Linked DNA regions of Homo sapiens: regions 1 and 2 are each linked to region 3. Evidence: chromatin contacts called from ENCODE Hi-C or POLR2A ChIA-PET data. All regions are on one chromosome and are shown on one strand. The core of a region is the stretch at or near the end of the contact, and the rest is flanking DNA. Distances in the headings are between cores, read along the strand shown. Region 1 holds the start of NPSR1-AS1 (NPSR1 antisense RNA 1). Region 2 holds the start of LINC00265 (long intergenic non-protein coding RNA 265). Region 3 overlaps ELMO1 (engulfment and cell motility 1).

Region 1 (2,952 bases), core at 327-2,826, 2.6 Mb before region 3:
AAAGTTATTCTTAGTTTGAAAGCTGCACAAAAATGGAGGACAAAGTCTAGCGACCTGAATTCAAATCCTCTCTCTGCCATTTGTTATTTCTGTGGCTTTCGACATATTACTTACATTCACTAAGCTTCATTTCTCTCTTGAGAAAATGAGCAGAGCAGGTGCCATGCATTCAGGGCCTCCCTTGTGGCTGGCACTGAGCCACATGCTTTATATGCTTTACTGAATTAAATCCTACAATAACCACAAAAGGCTGAAATTATATGATTGCCTTCTTCAGATAGTTACGATGATTAAGAAATTATGTCTATAATTGTGCCTGAGCTGGCCTCCATAGTTCATTGAGTTTGATGCTTCCTGTTGTACGCAAAAATTGCCATGTTGGTTCGATGAGAGCATGCCTGCTTTTTCTACTACCTGTGGTGTTTTGAGTACCTATATTTGTATTGCACTTACAGTGAAAATTATCTAATTATATTATTCTATTTAATTACAATTGCATCAAGCTCCAATAAACAATCCAAATTTCACTGAACTGAAAGTTGAGTGCACACTTTGAATAGTCACTCCTTCTGTTAGGTTGGTGCAAAAGTAATTGCCATTACTTTTAGTAGCAAAAACAGCAATTACTTTCGCACCAACCTAATATATATGTGCACAGTAGGCAGTTTGGCTCAGGTACACTTATTCAAAACATTGCATTAAGTAAGATAATACATGTTAAATACCTAGCACACAGCCTGGGATGCAGGTGTCGGCCAGTGTTTGTTCCCCACTTCCTTAGTGACAAAGATTAGGCTTAGCTACTTTTTGGGAAAGGTGAGTGCCACCAGAAAGATGAGGCCAAGGCCTTATCAGACACACTGGAACACAGCCTTCCCAAGGAATAAATCCAGAATATTTTGTGTATGAGTTCTGGCTCTGAAGCCCAGCCTGTTCTTACACTGACCCCCCAGTTTCTGCCTTGATCAGCCACCCACTAGGCTGGGCATTGCTTCCTCTCACTCTGCTATCTAGTGACCCAACCTCGGCCCAACCCTCCAGCTTTCTTCTGGCCATGCGACTGTTCTGCTAGTCTGCTCCGCATATCTGCTCCTACCTTCCGATGCCTCCTCTGAGCTTTGGCTCCACTCCCCACTCAGCACAAACAACTTACTTTGCCCCAGTATGGGGTACAACAGCTCAGACTCTTCTAGAGGTCTAATCCTGGACACCTCGTTTGCTTTATAAGCACAATCTGGAAAGAAGAGTTTCATTGCTCAGAGCCCCTCAGGAAGCAGAAGAGGAGAGTGGTGAAGAGAGCATTCATCCTCTGGAATGACCATAACTGGTGTTTCAATCCCAGCTCCCCTCCATACTAATACTTGGGTGAGTTACTCACCAGGTCTATGCTTCAGTTTCTTCATCTGTAAAATGGAGGTTGTAAAAATATCATCTACCCCATAGGGTTATGGTGATGATTAAATTAGTTCTTCTATAGAAAGTGCCTGCAGCAGTGGTTAGCATGTGGTAGGCACTTTGTATGTGTTATCTGTTATGTCTGTTTGCTCTTACTAACATCTATATTTCTGAGTCCTAGACCTCCCCAGAGAGTGTGAAGTTCATGGTGTTTCATGGGAACAGATGTAAGCCCACTTGCTGAATCTCTCTCTGAGCTAATAATTAACAAATACATTGCACAGTAGCTTACCAGGAAAGCCTATACTGGTCTGAACAAGAAGAAACTTGCTGAACAATTCTAAAGCTCACTTCTCAATATAACAGCAGCCCTTGCTCAACATGTTGCCCATATCTTCAGTACCGTGCAGAGGTCACAGCCATCATATTCTGCCAGCTCTTCCCCTATGGGTTGAGCAACCATATGTGTCTTCCCAACCAGGACATTTTTCATTTTTAGCTTCTTGTTTTGACATAATTTCAGGTTTACAGAAAATCTTCAAGAGTAGTACAAATACCCCCATGTACCCTGTACACATATTCCTGAAATGTTAATATTTTTCATATTTGCTTTATCATTTCCTCTATCAGTCTATCTATAATACCTACCTATCTACCTATCCATCCATCTAAAAATGTCCCAGGTAATCAGCAAACCTGCTTTAAATGTCACCAATTATCCCAAGAACATCCTTTTTAGCACAAAAAACCCCGAATCATGTATTGTATTCAGTTGCCATGTACGTTTAGTGTTCTTTAACTTAGAACAGTTCCTTGGTCTTTCTTTGTATCTTATGACATCAACATTTTTAAATAGCATAGGTTAGATATTTTGTGGAGTTTCTCTCACTTTGGGTTTGTGTGATGTTTCCTTCTGAATAGATTAAGGTTATGTGCTTTTGAGAGTTATACACCAGGAATGATGCTATGTTCCTCTTAGTATATAGTATCAGCAGACACAGTATATCAATTTGTCCCATTACTAGTGATGTTATTGTCAGATTTCTCCACTGTAAAGATACTATTTTTCCTTTTGCAACTGACAAGTATTTTAAGAGTACATAGCCATCCTGATACTCCTTAAACTTTCACTCACAGCACTTACCATACAGTGTAGATTCCTGTCTGAATCAATGCTATAAAGGTTTCCAAATGATGATTTTCTAATTTCATTATTTCTTCTATACTTATTAGCAGTCTCTCTACTTTAAGGAAGAAATTTCCCTTCTCTCCCATTTTTAAATTTACATCATAGGTTCTTCTTTTATTCTGTGGGTTATAATTTGTTGCCATAGTTATTTCTTTTTATGCCTAGATTGCTGACTGGGGTCAGCAAGAGCCCTACAATTTGGTGCGTGTTTCTGTTGACATGTTTCTCAGCATTTTTGGGCATGTCCTCACTTGCCAGCACAACATGATGTTCCAGGCTTATCTTGTCCTTTTCCCAGCCCCAGGCCAGGAATCAGCCATCTCCAATGAGCCAAGTAAAACCATGGCATATTTAAGAGAAAGGGCCAC
Region 2 (2,965 bases), core at 245-2,744, 2.4 Mb after region 3:
CAGGAGATGCCTTAAACTCTCCCATTCTGGAAGATGGCTCCCCCATCTTAAAGCTGTGGATGGTCTCACGCTATGAGGAACTTCCCCTCTTATGCATCCCTATCCAAGCACTGCCCAGTAAAGCTTCTGTGTGCCTGCCTCTAGTGTTTCTATCTTTTTTCTTGATCAGCCTCCAAACGCCTGAAACCCTGAGACCTTGTAAGTCTCAAGCCCATGTACTCCTTCCTGGGGACGAGAGATTAGGATACACCACTTCCAGCCCAGCCCCGTTCTTTCTGGAGGAATCCTTGAAGCAGAAACTGAAGGTGAAGAGAACATACAGAGAGGATGGGACAGGATGGACACCAAGCTGGGGCCTCAGGAGGCGGCCCAAAGACCTCAGCCCCGAGCACTGCAAAGGAGCAGGTTTCCAGATATGGTCAGGGCACCATCAAGAATGGATACCCTTTCTAGGGCCATGTCTGGTTATAATCTGTTCACTTTGTTCAGTACAAACGATCACTTCCAGAGCAGAGGCTGGGGTGGAGAGTTTGGAATTTAAGTTTTAACACGTCCTAGAGCCAGTCTCCTTGAGGGCAGGAACCTTATTCTCTTATTCATTACTGCATCCCCAGGCCTTGGAAAAGGACCTGGCTCATAGTTGGTTCTTATTAATTCTGAGAAGGGAAGGAGGAATGACTTCCTTCCGGGGACCCTCCTCAAGCTGGACTGAGCCAGGTCCTATGACCACCTGCGGAAGAGCACCGCAGGGTTTGGGGCCATCTGCAGCAAGACAAGGTGTCATTCAGGCTCCCTGCAGCTCAGCTCTAGCCAATTCTCCTCCTTCCCGCCATGCACACTGCAACTAGTGGAGCAGTTTTCCAGGGTGGCACTTCCCTTTCCCACCCTCCCCCGTTAGGAAAAGCCCTTCTTCTCCTGAGCTCCCATCGCTGCCTGAACCCCACTCGGCCTGGCCCTGCAGAAGCGAAAGCCAGGGACCGGATTTCTCCTGAAGTCTTCTCTGCCAACGACAGTTCCTCTTCCACTCTCCCCCACCCAAGGGCCGCTCCTCTTACAGTAGACAGCGGTGCCTGCATCGAAATGGAATTCAGGAGGAGCACGTGAGGGGGAGGGGAGAGGTGCATTTTGGAGGAACTTGATAGGAGGTGCCTTGGGACACCCTGGAGGCGACGAAGCTGCGTCTCTCAGACTGCCACTCTTACTCCTCGCCCTGTAGCAGAACCCCAACCCCCGGCCTGAGACTCCAGGGATCGGCTGAGCTCGCGGGCTAACGCTGTGAAGCCTGCCCAGCTACCGTGACGTCACGAGACCCCCGCTATCTCGTTGGTGGCTATTTCCTCTCCCGCTGTGGTCCCTGGAGACGCCGGAGGAGATTTCCGTGACAACGGCAAGCTGGCTGCAACGAAGCCGCCCACGTAGGCCTCCCCGGCCTGCTGGAGGAGAGGGGATCCCCCGGGGCAGAGGCGGCTACACCCGGAGAACCCGGAAACCGGAAGCGCAGATCCTGCCGGCTCTGGACTAGCCGCTCAGCACCAGGGCGGAAGGAAGACGAGGCGAGGCAAGCGCCAAGCTTCCATCCGGACTTCAAGGCCAGTGGCTGGGTCTGGTTTTCTCAACACGGCCTCCTAGTCTCCTTCCCGCTTGGGCATCTGTTTTTCTTATATAGACCCTGAAGCCGCCCGTGATGTTCTGTAAGCAGGTTCCGCTTCAGAATCAGAGGTACTTAAGAGGGAACCTGGATGCTAGACCTGCCCTTGCTGCTGGCCTCAGTTTCTTTACCTGTAAAACAGGGATTTTGGAACTGTTAAATTAAATCAAACTTAAAAGAATTACAACTTAAAGCTGCTGGAACTTTACATGATCCCGAGCCTTGAGAGGAATGTGGCTATGCAGCCTGAGTCATGTGGCATGCAGATGCAACCTCTGCCTTTTTCCGCTGTAAATAATTAAGAAGACCAAGTAGCATCCAAGGTAAGACCCCTTTAGATCATTGTCCCTCCTCACAGTCATAATCTTCCTTGGAATGTAGCAATCTGAAACCAACCACATCGTTGTAGGTATGCAACTTGCATGCACATTTGTAATCCTGCTGGAATGTCCCTGCCTCCGTCTATATAATTGAAACCTTAACTTCACCTTGGAAACGCTGACATCATTTGTTTGGAGTCAGCGCTTTCCTGGATGGCCATCCTCAATCTTTGTGTTTAAATAAACTCTATGCTTATTTACATTTTCTGAACTTCATTGTTTAAGGTTGACAGAATGCAGGGGGCAGGGGGACAGTGCAGTGGAGGGACATTAGAACCCCTAGAGTCCTGTGACTCCCAGTCAGAGGGGTCGCTCAGCTGCCAGGTGTCTTTCAAGGGTTCAAGATGAAGTGACGTGCCCCAGGTCCCACAGTGAGGAAGTGGCTGAGTCAGAACATAGGTAATTTCCAGAGCTTCTAATTAGCAATTCACAAGGAGATCCTTCAGAGCCTCTGCTTCCCCATTTGTAGAATGAGGATTGTAAACCCTTCTTCAGTGGGATGCCCCTAGAATTATGTGAAACCACTACAAAAAGTGCCAAACACATGGCTTTTAATAAATGGCCATTATGTCTTTAATTTTTAATAAAGAAAATGGGTTCTTATTAAATTTGTATTCTGTGTTGGGTCATAATGCTTATTCTTCTGTTAACTCGTTCCTCTTTAAGCTAGTCTGGCTTCCTGGTCTTCCTCTCTCCACCTCACCTCCCACTTCTGGAATTCCTAGGGCTTCAGCTTGCTTCTCTCTTACCCTGGTCACTTCACTCTCCCCTCCAGTAGATCTTGAGAGGTCTGTACCTTAATTTGCTAGTCTCCTTCCCGTTCCAGGCATCAGTTTTTTTATATATAGATTTACCCTAGGCCAGGCACAGTGGCACACACCTGTAATCCCAGCACTTTGAAAGGCCAAGGTGGGCGGATCACGAGGTCAGAAGTTCG
Region 3 (2,877 bases), core at 357-2,856:
GTTTATAGTTGAGTGGATTAAATAAAGAGGAATCACTTCTTCTAGAGTTAGGTACTGAAGTCTGTATAGCAGTAACATCTGACTCTATAACCCGTGAACAAGCCCACTCTTCCACTAAATGTCTCCGTAGGTTGGGTGGCATTTTGAAGACGACAGACAGAAATCGCTTTGACTCCCACCTAGAAACTCATCTCTCTACACATTGTTCTATGCCCCAAGTTCAACATGCCTCTTGCTGTAGTCTCTTAAAGATCTGTTACATCTCTACAGGTTTTTCCATACAGCTTAATTAATTCTTTCGGTTCCACAAAGGTCCCAAATACCTGATCACTTTTTGTTGTTTTTTCTGAATTTCCCATATAGTTTTTTAGTTTTGGGTGACTGCAATGGCTTTGAACCTTTTAATGCTCTTTGTAGTCTTTCTGTTGCACAGTAAACCCTACTGAGAAAAAAATTAAGCCTGTATGGCCATTCCTGTAGAAGCTGTGTGTTGGGGAAACGAACACACTTGCCCTGGTGAACCGTGTGTCCCCTCCCCTACTGCACTCACAAGCCCAACAGATGGGCCAGTGGAGGCCAGGGCAGATCAATGGGAGAGAAACACCAAACAGCTGGAGAAACGATCTGCTTCCACTCCTCAGCCCCTTCCTTCCTCACCAGAAAAGCTGTCCTCTGTCCCGCTAAGTCATTATCTACTGATGATGGATAATGGGTTTATAATGATGATGGGGATAGTGGAAAGGGAGCTGTTCATCTCATATTTTTAATGTTGAGTTGTCTCTGATAGAAAAAGACATAGACCACATTTTCCCCTTGCATTAGGTTAGGCAGAAAGGGAAAGGGCTTCAGGAGGATCACCCACTGAAAGCAGCCCTTCCCTCTTGGCACTGCTGTCTTCCTGGAGCCCTCTAGTCTTCACTTTTTTTTTCTTTTTCTTTTTTTGAGATGAAGTCTCACTCTGTCACCCAGGCTGGAGTGCAGTGGCACAATCTCAGCTCACTGTAACCTCCGCCCCCCGGGTTCAAGTGATTCTCCTGCCTCAGCCTCCCGAGTAGTTGGGATTACAAGCAGGCACCACCTTGCGTGGCTAATTTTTGTATTTTTAGTAGAGATGGGGTTTCACCATGTTGGCCAGGCTGGTCTCGAACTCCTGACCTCAGGTGATCTGCCCACCTCGGCCTCCCCAAGTGCTGGGATTATAGGCGTGAGCCACCACACCTGGCCTAGTCTTCACTTTTGAGAACACCGCCCTGCATGGTACACTGAACCTCAGAAGGGGCCACCGAAATAGGCTTTGGGTAAAAGTTTTGCTCTTCTCTTCTTTGTGCTACCATCCTTCTTATGCCAAACAGACTGAAATTGTCTCAATACCTTTAGTGTCTAGGTCAAGGAATACATGAAGTCGGTGGTGTGGTCAGCTGACATTATTCAGGATGTATGAGTGTCCAGGTTTGCTGAAGCCAGTCTTTGTTTCCCATGGGAGCAGCAGTGGTGGGCACATGTCCCCCCACCTGCCCTACACTGGAGGGTCTGGATGGATGGGTATATGGTGGGGGTGTCATTTCAGGTTCCCGTATCAGGGACCTGATGGCCATTCTGAAGACAGCCCGGGGCCTAAGAGGAAGTTTGTGGCTTCAGAAATGAGGGAACACGGTGTGTTCAGAACAGAACATGCAAGCACTCAGCAGAAAGAGAATAAACAGAGAATGGAATCCAGTGTGGAGGCTCAGTATTTCATTTTCTGTACACGCTAGCCATGTATGCTAATCTCAGCAACAATTCAGCCCATTTACTTGACAGGTGGGGAAATGTGCTATTAGCTACGGTTGGCTTGCAATATAATGGAAACTTGCAGAGAAAAGTCTTTGCTTTCCCAGTGTCTGGCATTGACATCATGAAGGCTAGGGGACAGCTGCCAGAAGGAGTGGCAGACAGGCGCCTAGAGCAGGCATGGGGCTGGGCACCGTGGACACGCACTTTACTCACTCTTCTTCACAGCCCTGAGTGACAGGTGTTATTATTTGCAGTAAATTAATGAAGATACTAAATCTTAACTAGTTTAAATGACTTCCTTCAAATCCTTAAATCCTCTCAGGTTGATAGAGGCCTCTTTAGTATGAGAACTGTTACAGGTGAATTGTGTCCCCCTCAAAATTTGTATGTTCAAATCCTAACCCCCAGTAGCTCAGAATGTAGCTGTATTTGGAGACAGGACCTCGAAAGAAGTAAGTTAAAATTAGGTCTTCAGGCCGGGCCCTAATACAGCATGTTTGTCTATTATCCTTTTAAGAGGAGGAAATCTGAACACAGAAGGTACAGAGGGGAGACCACCTAAGAACACAGGGAGAAGACAGCCATCTGTAAGCCAAGGAGAAAGCCCTCAGAAGGAACCAACACTGATAACACCTTGATCTCTGACTTCTAGCCTCCGTAACAGTGAGAAAACCCATTTCTGTTAGTTAAGCACCCCAGTCTGTGGTACTTTTTTATGGCAGCCCTAGCAAACTAATAAAACACAAAAGGCAGAAAGCGTCAAAGAAGAGCCTGATGATTTGATACAAGCAAGCTTAAAAACTTCTGAATTCCAAAAACCTTTATAAAAATTTAGAGACAGTGCTCGCTTCAGCAGCATATATACTAAAACTGGAACAATACAGAGAAGATTAGCATGACCCATGTGTAATTTTTATATATTAAAGTATTTAAAAAATTTAAACACGAATAACAATCTGAAAAAAAATTTGCAATAAATGTGATCCAACCTAGTATAAATATCCTTAATAAGGATCTCATAAATTTGTCAGCTGGGCGCAGTGGCTTGCGCCTGTAATCCTAGCACTTTGCAGGGACCAGGCAGGTAGATCACCAGGAGTTCTT

The links. A loop is a pair of places that touch in the nucleus more often than their neighbours do. ChIA-PET counts read pairs that join two places held with the same protein, here RNA polymerase II (POLR2A). Pooled maps may share reads with other maps.
Region 1: a loop to region 3 is called in a map with no recorded cell type, with 5 times the contacts of the local background. The contact joins the promoter of NPSR1-AS1 here to the enhancer-like site in region 3. A Hi-C loop is called at or near these places in 2 of 37 single-sample maps with no recorded cell type and 2 of 50 pooled maps.
Region 2: a loop to region 3 is called in a pooled map, with 5 times the contacts of the local background. The contact joins the promoter of LINC00265 here to the enhancer-like site in region 3. A Hi-C loop is called at or near these places in 1 of 168 maps with a recorded cell type or tissue (naive thymus-derived CD4-positive, alpha-beta T cell), 1 of 37 single-sample maps with no recorded cell type and 5 of 50 pooled maps. POLR2A ChIA-PET finds 5 or more read pairs at or near these places in 1 of 52 experiments (OCI-LY7).

Annotation. Positions count from the first base shown.
Region 1 is chr7:34,756,696-34,759,647 of GRCh38, forward strand. It overlaps NPSR1-AS1 (NPSR1 antisense RNA 1), which reads right to left and starts at 1,577. Exons shown (of 4, transcript NR_033665.1): 1 at 1,379-1,577. All of the region lies in intron 2 of NPSR1 (neuropeptide S receptor 1), which reads left to right.
Region 2 is chr7:39,732,074-39,735,038 of GRCh38, forward strand. It overlaps LINC00265 (long intergenic non-protein coding RNA 265), which reads left to right and starts at 1,495. Exons shown (of 12, transcript NR_026999.1): 1 at 1,495-1,971. RefSeq lists enhancers at 898-997, 1,088-1,157, 1,315-2,514, 1,448-1,527, 2,719-2,965.
Region 3 is chr7:37,348,530-37,351,406 of GRCh38, forward strand. The region is part of intron 1 of ELMO1 (engulfment and cell motility 1); the gene reads right to left. It also overlaps the pseudogene RNU6-565P. Among named protein-coding and RNA genes, the nearest start is that of ELMO1, 99 kb to the right of the region's middle. Within about 2 kb of position 1,607, at least 4 of the 41 ENCODE cell types and tissues checked have a DNase peak (open chromatin) inside an H3K27ac peak, as active enhancers do.